Regions from separate parts of the Homo sapiens genome. Here region 1 is linked to region 2. Evidence: read pairs that join two places in POLR2A ChIA-PET (ENCODE). Cell type or tissue: PC-9. All regions are shown on one strand. Each heading gives the region's core, and the rest is flanking DNA. Links, peaks and the distances in the headings are about the cores only.

Region 1 (5,365 bases), core at 275-5,274, 830 kb after region 2:
AGTGAGCCGAGATCGTGCCAGCAACAGAGTGAGCCTCCGTCTCAAAAAAACAAAACAAACAAATAAATAATAAGAAGAATGATAACAATACATTTGCGGTTGAAATATTTGGAAACCTGCTGCTTCCTCTTCAACTTCCTCTCCTTCAATTCCCTCCAAAGTCTACGTTTTCAGGACAACGTGACTATAACCCAGAGACAAGGGAGGATTTGGGGGGAGCAGGCAGTATCTCCACAGACCCACGCCCACCTCCTCCTCCTCTCCTTTGACCCGGTTCTCCTCTCCGTCGAGTGAGGACCCCCACCCCGGGCCCTCCTCCTCCCAGCACCTACCCCCAGCTGCTGCTGGCGCTCACCTGAAGCTTGCTGGCCGGCCTTCGAGATGCGAAGTGCGCACACCTGTGCCTGCAGGTGAGGACTCCGCTGGGGAGCGCTCCGGGAGGAGGGAGCCGGCCGGGGGCGGGGCCGCGACGTCACCGGCCCAGCCCCGCGCCGCTTCCCGGCCCCGCCCCGCCCCGCCCCGCCCCGGTTTCCCGGCCCCGGGGGTTTCGTGGTTCTCATGCTTGCGGGGTGAGGCGCTGGGACACTTCTCCCGGCACGCACGCCCCACATGGCCTGGGCCCCGGGCGTCAGCCGCGCCCGCCTTGGAGGCGCGGTCCTCCAAGTGCGGCCCTCCAAGTGCGGTCCTCGGGGGTGGGCGGACTGAAAGGGGAGGTCCCACTCTCCCAGATGAGCATCTTTCTGATCTCCCAGATCGGAAAGAGCTGGGATCCCCCACCCCACCTCCACCCCTGGGTTACTTAGAACTCTTGGGGCCTCGGACTTCAGGTTCAGATCACCTGGAGTAAGGGATGACCTCCGAGGGATGAGGAGCCTCCGAAAGGCCTGTTTCCTTCTCCTCGCAGCCCACTCTACTTCTCTCCGGCCCGCTCCAACACCTAAGAGAGAGATAGGGACATGGAGATCGGGGTGTTTGGGTCAAGTTATCTTTGGATCTGACACCTGCGCTCCGGAAACTTTCCATCTTCTTTGTATTATCTGAGACTGCTTGTATTTGGCAAATTTTTTTCTTGAAAATATCAGCCTGCTGGTGGTGGCAGAGATAAGGGTCTCCGCTCTGTCGGACAGGTTCCAGCTGCCCAAGAGTCGTAAATTAGCGTTTGCCTTAGGGCAGCAATTCCATTTCTGGAAATCTCTTCCAAGGAAGTCATGCAGAATACCTGTTCATTGTGGAGATCTTTTTATTTACTTTTTTTTTGAAGCAGGGAGGGTGTTGCTCTGTTGCCCAGGCTGGAGTGCAGTGGTGTGATCACGGCTCACTGCAGCCTCGAACTCCTGGGCTCAAGCCATCTGCCCACCTCAGTCTCCTGAGTAGCTGGGACTACAGGCGAGCACCACACCTTTCTAATTTTTCCATCTTTTGTAGAGATGGGGTCTCTGGCCAGGCGTGGTGGCTCATGCCTGTAATTCCAGCACTCTGGGAGGCAGAGGTGGGTGGATCACTTGAGGTCAGGAGTTCAAGACCAGCCTGACCAACATGGTGAAACCTCGTGTGTTCTAAAAATACAAAAATTAGCTGGGTGTGGTGGTGCATGCCTGTAGTCCCAGCTACTTGGGAGACTGAGGCAGGAGGATAGCTTGAACCTGGGAGGGGGAGGTGGCAGTGAGCAGAGAACGCACCACAGCACTCCGGCCTGGCAACAGAGTGAGATCCTGTCTCAAAAAAAAAAAAAAGGTGGGGTCTCACTATGTTTCCCAGGCTAGTCTTGAACTCCTGGGCTCAAGTGATGAACCTACCTCAGCCTCCCAAAGTGCTAGAGTTAGAGGCGTGAGCCACTGCACCCAGGCATTGTGGAGTTCTTTATAATGGGGAGGGTTGGGGCTGGTCTAAGTGTCCAGAGAAGGGGGTTCTTTAACAGAGCAAACACACGATAGAATATTATGCAAGCATTAAGTTATGTTTACAAACAGCTTATAATAATATGAGGAAATATGTTATAATATGAAGAGAATAAAAGCAGGATGTCAATGTGTGGTGACAGCAGGGTCACAGCTATACTTAAAAGCAAAACAATTTATGCACAAGGAAGAGTCTGGAAGGAAAATGTTCACTACGATTATTTCTGGGTGGTGGCACTATGAGGCTTCTTTATTATCCTTCTGTTTTCCTGCTTTTTCAACATCTAATAAGCTTATATCACTTTTATAAAGTTTCTTCATTTCTTTTTTTTTAATTAAAAAAAATTTTTTTTTGATACGGAGTCTTGCTCTGTTGCCCAGGCTGGAGTGCAATGGTGCAATTTCGGCTCACTGCAACCTCTGCCTCCCAGGTTCAAGCGATTCTCCTGCCTCAGCCTCCCGAGTAGCTGGGACTATAGGTGCCCGCCACCACACCCAGCTAGTTTTTTGTATTTTTGGTAGAGACAGGTTTTCACCATGTTAGCCAGGATGGTCTCGATCTCCTGACCTCGTGATCCACCTGCCTTGGCCTCCCAAAGTGCTGGGATTACAGGCGTGAGCCATCACATACGACCTAATTTTTGTATTTTTAGTCAAGGCGGGGTTTCACCACATTGGCCAGGCTGGTCTCGAACTCCTGAACTCAGATGATCCGCCTGCCTTGGCCTCTCAAAGTGCAGGGATTACAGACGTGAGCCGCTACGCCCAGCTAAGTTTCTTCATTCCTTAAAAAGTTCCCAGTTTCAGGGCACGGTGGCTCACACCTGTAATCCCAGCACTTTGGGACGCCAAGGCAGGTGGATCACTTGAGGTCAGGACTTTGAGACCAGCCTGGCCAACATGGTGAAACCCCATCTCTACTAAAAATACAAAAATTAGCCAGGCAGGGCGGCACACATCTGTAATCCCAGCTACTCAGGAGGCTGAGGCAGGAGAATTGCTTGAACCCATGAGGCGGAGGTTGCAGTGAGCTGATATCACACCATTGCATTCTAGCCTGAGTGACAACAGCAAAACTCCATCTAAAAAATAAAAATAAATAAAAACGTAAAAATAAAAACACAAAAATTAGCCAAGCATGATGCCGGGCACCTGTAATCCCAGCTACTCAGGAAACTGGGGCAGGAGAATGGCTTGAGCCCAGGAGGCGGAGGCTGCAGTGAGCTGAGATCACGCCACTGCACTTCAGCCTGGGTGACAGAGCAAGACTCAAGAAAAAAAAAAAGTTCCCATTAGTTGAGCACCTACTATAATCTAGGATAAGCCTCTTTCATGTAATCCTTGCCATAGTCCTGGGGTAGGAATTCTTATTTGTTCATGTTACAGATGAGGAAAGGAGGGTCTGAGAGGTTGATTCCCAAAGTCACATGTGTAGAAAGGGCCAGAGGCCTTTCTGTTCTAAGCCCAACAGGGCCTCTTAGGCAAACTCCTGGTTAGCCACCAGGCTAAAAGGCTACCAGCCCCCACTGGGCTAAAGGGAGTCAAGGAGCAGAGTTTGTTTACCCTTGGGCAACAGCTTCAAAAAAAGGCAGTGTGGAAGGAAACCACAGAGTGTGAGGGGCAGGAGTCTCACCCTGCCTTCTTCCTGAGGGGGAGCCCCTTCCTCCCACCCAGGGGGCTTTGAGGCTGGCAGTGCCAACCCAGAAAGGACCCAGGGAGGACAGAGCTTCCCAGAGTTCAAGCTGCAAGACTGAGAGGTCAGCTATCAGGCCCATCCACCAATAATGTAATATATATATTATACATAATATATATATTACATATAAATATATAATATATAAAAGTATATATAATTTATACATTGTATAAAATATATAATTTATATATTGTATAAATTATATATTTTATACAATGTATAAAGTATATATTTTATACAATATATAAAATATATAATTTATACAATATATAAAATATATAATTTATACAATATATAAAATATATAATTTATACAATATATAAAATATATAATTTATACAATATATAAAATATATAATTTATACAATATATAAAATATATAATTTATACAATATATAAAATATATAATTTATACAATATATAAAATATATAATTTATACAATATATAAAATATATAATTTATACAATATATAAAATATATATTTTATACAATATGTAAAATATATAATTTATACAATATATAAAATATATATTTTATACAATATATAAAATATATATTTTATATATAGCCGGGCACAATGGCTCAAGCCTGTAATTCCAGCACTTTGGGAAGCCAAGACGGGCAGATCACCTGAGGTTCTGGAGTTTGAGATCAATCTGGCCAACATGGTGAAACCCTGTCTCTACGAAAAATACAAAAATTAGATGGACATGGTGGCAGGAGCCTGTAATCCCAGCTACTCAGGAGGCTGAGGCAGGAGAATCACTTGAAACAGGGAGGCAGAGGTTGCAGTGAGCCGAGATTGCGCTACTGCACTCCGGCATGGGCAACAAGAGCAAAAGTCCATCTCAAAAGAAGAAAAGAAAATGTCAGTAGCTTTTAGTATATTCACAAGGTTTTGCAACCACTAATACTATCTAATTCCCCAATTTTTTTTTTTTTTGAGATGGAGTCTCACTCTGTCACCTAGGCTGGAGTGCTGTGGCATGATCTCAGCTCACTGCAACCTCCACCTCCCAGGTTCAAGCGATTCTCCTGCCTCAGCCTCCTGGGTAGCTGGGACAGGCACCTGCCACCATGCCTGGCTAATTTTTGTAGTTCCGGTAGAGATGGGGCTTCACCACGTAGGCCAGGCTGGTCTTGAACTCCTGACCTCAAGCAATCTGTCCACTTCGGCCTCCCAAAGCAGTGGGACTACAGGCGTGAGGCACCATGCCCAGCCTAATTCCCCAATATTTTTATTGACCTAAAAAAAACCCCCAGCTGGGCGCGGTGGCTCACGCCTGTAATCCCAGCACTTTGGGAGGCTGAGGCAGGCGGATCACGAGATCAGGAGATCGAGACCATCCTGGCTAACACGGTGAAACCCCGTCTCTACTAAAAACACAAAAAATTAGCCAGGGGTAGTGGCGGGCACCTGTAGTCCCAGCTACTCGGGAGGCTGAGGCAGGAGAATGGTGTGAACCCGGGAGGCACAGCCTGCAGTGAGCCGAGATCGCGCCACTGCACTCCAGCCTGGGCCACAGAGCAAGACTCTGCCTCAAAAAAAAAAAAGAAAAAAAAAAAAGAAACCCCATCTCCACTCGCAGTCGTTCCCCACTTCAGCCCTCCCCCCAGCCTCTGGGGACCGCTAATGGACTTTTGTCTCTGGATTTGCCTCTTTTGGACAGCTCATGTAAATGGAGACAGCGTCTGGCTTCTTTCACTCAGTGTCGTGTTTTCAAGGTTCATCCATGTTGTAATGTGTGTCAGGTCCTCCTTCCTTTTCGTC
Region 2 (5,365 bases), core at 137-5,136:
TGGGCCCGCTGCAGCTGAACCTCCAGCAGAGCCTTGGTGCCCTCCAGGCTGGTGAGCGTTGTCAGCAGCTCATCCCGCTCCGCCTCCAGGCCCCGCACCTGCTTGCGGTACTGGTCCTTCTCGATGAGGCTCTGTGAGTACTGCAACTGGATCCGGTCACGGCTCTGGATGGCCTAGGGTTGGGGGAGGGGAGGCAGCAGCTGAAGGAGCCACCTTGGCCCAGCTTTCCTGGCCTATGACTTGGAGAATGGGGACAGTAAGGAGAATGGCAGCTATCACTTACTGAGCACTGTGTGCCGGGCCCTGAGCTAAATTATCAGCTCATTTAAATATCTTCACACTAACTGGCTAAGTTAGATACTATTAATATCATTATTCTCATTCTGCAGACTGGGGAAACCAAGCCAGGAGCGACAGAGCTGGGATTCAAATCGGGCAGTCCATCTGCAGAATCCAGGCTCTCACCATTTCACCAAGAACTGAAAACTTTTCCACGAGACCTGCTGTGTGCCAGGGGCTTCACTCCCAGCATCCCAGTCAGTGGAGAAGCCAGGAGTCAAACCCAGCCCACTGCATCCACAGTGAAGACCAGGGGCTCCAGAGCTGGGCCCATGGTCCAGACCTGTCACCCATGCCTCAGAGAGAGCCGGGGGCAGCCCCATAAAATGCAGATTCCTGGGGCCCACCCCAGACCACCTGAATCAGAACGTCCAGAGAATGAAGCCCCAAATTTGCACTTTCAAGCTTGCCAGGGGATTCTGAGGGCATTTCTAATATGCAGACTTCGGCTGGGCATGGGAGCTCATGCCTTTGATCCCAGCACTTTGGGAGGCTGAGGCAGGTGGATCAGTTGAGCCCAGGAGTTCAAGACCAGCCTGGTCAATATAGTGAAACCCTGTCTCTACTAAAGATACAAAAATTAGCCAGGAATGGTGGCATGCCTGTAATACCAGCTACTTGGGAGGCTGAGGCAGGAGAATCACTTGAATCTGGGAGGCCTCAGTGAGCTGAGATTGCACCACTGCACTCCAACCTGGGCAACAGAGCTAGATTCAGTCTCAAAAAGTAATAACAACAATAATATACAGACTTCAACTCCTCTAGTGGGATTCACACCTGGTTAAGGACAAAAACCTCCTGCCCTTCCCCGCTGCAGATGGAACCTCACACAAGGAGGCTCGGGGGCCTGGTGGCACTGGCCGGAGGTCCTCAGCCCACCCCACAACCTTGGCAGGAGACAAGGGTCATAGTGCCCAGGGACTGAAAGCCAAAACTTTTGAGAATTTCTTCATCGGCTTCTATTTGTAAGCACTCCCTCTGTGCTGGCCTTGTCTTTGAGATGGACAGAACAAGGGATTCAAAAATGAAGACACCAGGACCAGCTTCTGTAACTGCCACAGGAGCTCAGATGAGGCCAGTGGGTCCAGGGTGTAAGGCTGGTATCTCAAGGGCTCCAGGTCTCCTGTCTGGTTCCCCCAGCCTTTGTGCCCCGTCCTAACCCAACAGGGAGCGGCTAACGTCTCTTTCTACCATTCTAGTCCCCTCCATTGCTCCTTGTCTCCTCCCATATGGGAAGCAGCAACTGGCCCAGGGCCTCGTACACGCAGGCTGGGCTCACCTGGTCTCGCTCCTTCTCAATCTCCTCCAGTTGGGCCAGGACAGTGGCCATGCGGTGCTTGTACAGGTCACAGTCCTTCTGCAGCGTGCGGTGCTTGAGCCGCAGGTCTTCCATCTCCTGCAGGTACTGAGGGTGGCACGGGGCGGGGTCAGACCACAGGGCTGGGGACCATGAGAAAGCTAACCAGCAGGTGCCCAGGAGGGCCAGTGAGAGACGCTCACCAACAGTCTGAGACCCAATAACAAGTCCCCTCCTGCCCAGTGGAGTGGTCTGAGCCACTGACTTTACCTCACAGGCCCTCAACTGCCTAATCTGTAAAACGAGAAGAATGATCATCATTTCACCCATCCGGCCACCCTTGGCCTCCCCACTCAAACTGCAACCGGCCCCTTCCCCAGCTCTGCATCTCCCACGGTGCTCATCGCCTTTGACTACATGAAATAGCTGACGTGGGACTGTGTATCTCACATACTGCCAGTCTCCCCTGCTGGAGTTCCCCCTCAAGGAAAAGGCACCTTTGTTTTGCTCACTGCGGCATCTCAAGCGCCTAGAAGGGTGCCTCCGTCAACATCTGAGAACAAATGAATGCAGTTCTCAGCGCGGCGCCTGCGTCAAGCAGATGCTCAGGGAAGGCGTGAGCACACAGGCCCTGCCTGACACCCTCCCGCACAAGGGGCAGGGCACGGGCAGGGCCCCACCTGGTCGCGCAGCTCCTCGGCCCACTGCAGCTCCCCCTGCACGGCATGCAGCTTCTGGCACAGCTCCTGCCTGCTGTCCTGCGCCTCCCGCCAGTCATGCTCTAGGATGTCCAGCAGGATGCGCTCGGAGCCCGGGGCCCCCGGCCGGCTCGCCTCCTGGGGATCACAGGGCAGGGCCACCTCAGGGTCTGGCTAGGGGCCCACCCTGGGTGTGGGAAGGAAGGGGACACGCAGCTCTCAGCCCTCCAAACCCACCTGACCAGCTCTGCCATGCTGGCCCGGGGCCTCGACCCTCTCTGGATCTCTGTCTCCCCATCGGCAGAGTGGGTGTGGCCCCACAAGCCCTACCCACCCTCCAGGGAGTATCTGGGGTACAAGTAAGCTAATAAGCTAAGTGGAGAAGGGTGTGACTGGACAAGTTCACCCAGGATTATTCCTAAACAAGCACCAGGCACACACTCGTGCTCTGGCCCTCACCCACCATCCAGGGCAGCAGACGGAGGCCATTCCCAAGACCTACTCCCACCCCCATGACTAGGGGTCTTCAAGGGGCTGAGCCTGGCCCATACAGGTAGACCCTGGGCCCAAGATCTTGCCCCCAGACCCACACCCCAGCCAAGTGCCCCAACCCCATGAAACACACTGGCTCTCATCCCCCACTTCCTGTGTGGAACAATGGCCAGGAGGCAGGCCCATGCAGCTGCTGACCTGCCACTGACCTGCCGCAGGACACTAAGCAAGCCCTAGGGCCCCCAGGCCACACCCTCTACAAATCAAATTAAAGCTGGGGCCCTTTCCCCAGAAAAATGCTCACACTCAAAATCAGGGGGGCAGTTTTAGGGAGTTTGAGGACCTTCTGGAGGCTGCTCACACACCCTAGACCAGACAACCAGGGACAGCCACGTGCTAAGGGCCCTCAGCTCAGAGCTTCAGGCAAGAGGCTACCGGGACTCCATCCAGATCTCAGATCCCTGGTTCTGAAATCCTCAGCTTCCCAGGCCTTGGGAGGATAAGCAAACAGCAAGAGGGCCTGTTTTCCGGGTCTGACCCCCACCCCCACTCCATGTCCACGAGCCCTGGCCCTAGTACCTGCTGCAGGCCCTCCTGACCTCCCCGCAGCCTGTGCCCATGAACGCTGGCCCTGGTACCTGCTGCAGGCCCTCCTGACCCCCCCTCAACCCCCATGGCCACGAGGCCCAGCCCTGGTACCTGCTGCAGGTCCTTCTGACCTCCCCCGACCCCCATGCCCATGGGCCCCAGCCCTGGTACCTGCTGCAGGCCCTCCTGACCTCCTGCCAGCCTGTGCCCACAAGCCCCAGCCCTGGTACCTACCGCAGGCCCTCCTGACCACCCCCCACCCCCGTGCCCATGGGCCCCAGCCCTGGTACCTGCTGCAGGCCCTCCTGACCTCCTGCCAGCCTGTGCCCACAAGCCCCAGCCCTGGTACCTACCGCAGGCCCTCCTGACCACCCCCCACCCCCGTGCCCATGGGCCCCAGCCCTGGTACCTGCTGCAGGCCCTCCTGAGCCCCGCTACCCAGCCTGTGCCCAGAAGCCCTGGCCCTGCTACCTGCTGCAGGCCTTCCTGATCCCCCACCCCGCAGCCTGTGCCCACAAGCCCCAGTACCTGCTGCAGGCCCTCCTGACCACCCCCCAGCCTGTGCCCACAAGCCCTGGCCCTGGTACCTGCTGCAGGCCCTCCTGCAACTCCCGCAGTGACGCCGTCAGCCGCTGGTTCTCAGCACGCAGCTCAGAGACAAGGTCCACATTGTCTGGCTCCTTCTCCTTCTCCTTCTCCTTCTCCTTCTCCTCTGCCCCAGGGGGCGGGCCCCTGGCCCTTCGAAGCAGTGCACACTCTTCCTCCAGCCGACTCACTTTGAGCTTGAGCTGATCCACCTGGAGCCCAAGACATGGGTCAGCCCAGAGGGAGACACACTGGGAGCCACGGGTTACAGGGGTGGGAAGACCTGCTCCCTCACTCCTGGGTGCCTCCCAGATTCCCAGAGAAGCCGAAGCAGGAGTCCTCCCCAGGCTTGTCTATGAAAACAGGACAGGCTGGACAGATATAAAACAAACAGGGCTGAGGAAGGAGCAGTGGGTAGCAAGGCCAAGGACACCCTCCCAGGGGAATCCACTCTAAGAACTTGTGGGCGGACATGCTGCATCACGACACGCTGTCTGTCCCGCACTTCTGACACTGACTCCCGTCAATTTAGCCCAGTATTCTCATGGCAGAAAAGGAGGAGGGCCGCATCAAGAAGAAGTGGGGCCAGGCACAGTGGCTCACGCCTGTAATCCCAGCACTTTGGGAGGCTGAGGCGGGCCCTCAGTGGATCACCTGAGGTCAGGAGTTTGAGACCAGCCTGACCAACATGGTGAAACCCCGTCTCTACTAAAAATACAAAAATGAGCTGGGCGTGGTGGCACATGCCTGTAGTCCCAGCTACTAGGGAGATTGAGGCACGAGAATCATTTGAACCCAGGAGATGGAGGTTACAGTGAGCCAAGATTGCGCCGCTACACTCCAGCCTGGGCAGCAGAGCAAGACTCTGTCTCAAAAAAAAAAAAAAAAAAAAGAATAAGGGAAACCAGGCCTAACACTTTAGAAGGCCGAGGCGGGCAGATGGAGACTAGCCTAGTTAACACAGTGAGACCTCGTCTCGACAAAAAAAATTTAAAACATTAGTTGGGTGTGGTGGTGCGCGCCTATTATCCCAGCTACTCAGGAGGCTGAAGCGGGAGAATCACTTGAGCTTTGGGAGGTTGAGGCTGCAGTGAACCATAATCGTGCCACTGCACTCCAGCCTGGGCAACAGAGCGAGACCCTGTCTCAAAAAAAAAAAAAAAAAAAAGAAGAAGAAGGAGAAGGGGGTGAGGAGGAGGAGGGGAGGAGGAGGGAGGGGGAAGAGGTAGAAGGAGAAGGAGGAGGAGGAGAAGGAGAAGGAGGAGGCGGGAGGAGGGCAGAGTGGGAGGAGGAAAGAAGGAAGAAGGAAGAAAGAAGAAAGAAAGAAGGAGAAAAAAAAAAAAAACAGGGTCAGACCCCAGCTCCG

The links. ChIA-PET counts read pairs that join two places held together with the same protein. Peaks named below come from ENCODE experiments on the same cell type or tissue, not always from the same donor. Only the 100,000 strongest peaks of a DNase experiment are listed, where the experiment ranks them.
Region 1: POLR2A ChIA-PET joins it to region 2 with 7 read pairs; 1 of 35 experiments calls an interaction of 5 or more read pairs at or near these places.

Annotation. Positions count from the first base shown.
Region 1 is chr22:38,335,770-38,341,134 of GRCh38, forward strand. TPTEP2-CSNK1E (TPTEP2-CSNK1E readthrough) reads right to left here. Exons shown (of 15, transcript NM_001289912.2): 5 at 839-937. Among named protein-coding and RNA genes, the nearest start is that of CSNK1E, 21 kb to the left of the region's middle. In PC-9, for the core only: no CTCF peak of the experiment used is centred there; a DNase peak (open chromatin) is centred at 442; H3K4me3 peaks cover 809 bases.
Region 2 is chr22:37,506,211-37,511,575 of GRCh38, forward strand. It overlaps CARD10 (caspase recruitment domain family member 10), which reads right to left. Exons shown (of 20, transcript NM_014550.4): 4 at 4,002-4,211; 5 at 2,317-2,472; 6 at 1,619-1,744; 7 at 1-173. Among named protein-coding and RNA genes, the nearest start is that of CARD10, 11 kb to the right of the region's middle. RefSeq lists enhancers at 1,915-2,743, 2,744-3,570. In PC-9, for the core only: a CTCF peak has its summit at 2,433; DNase peaks (open chromatin) are centred at 2,601 and 3,068; H3K4me3 peaks cover 882 bases; H3K27ac peaks cover 2,980 bases.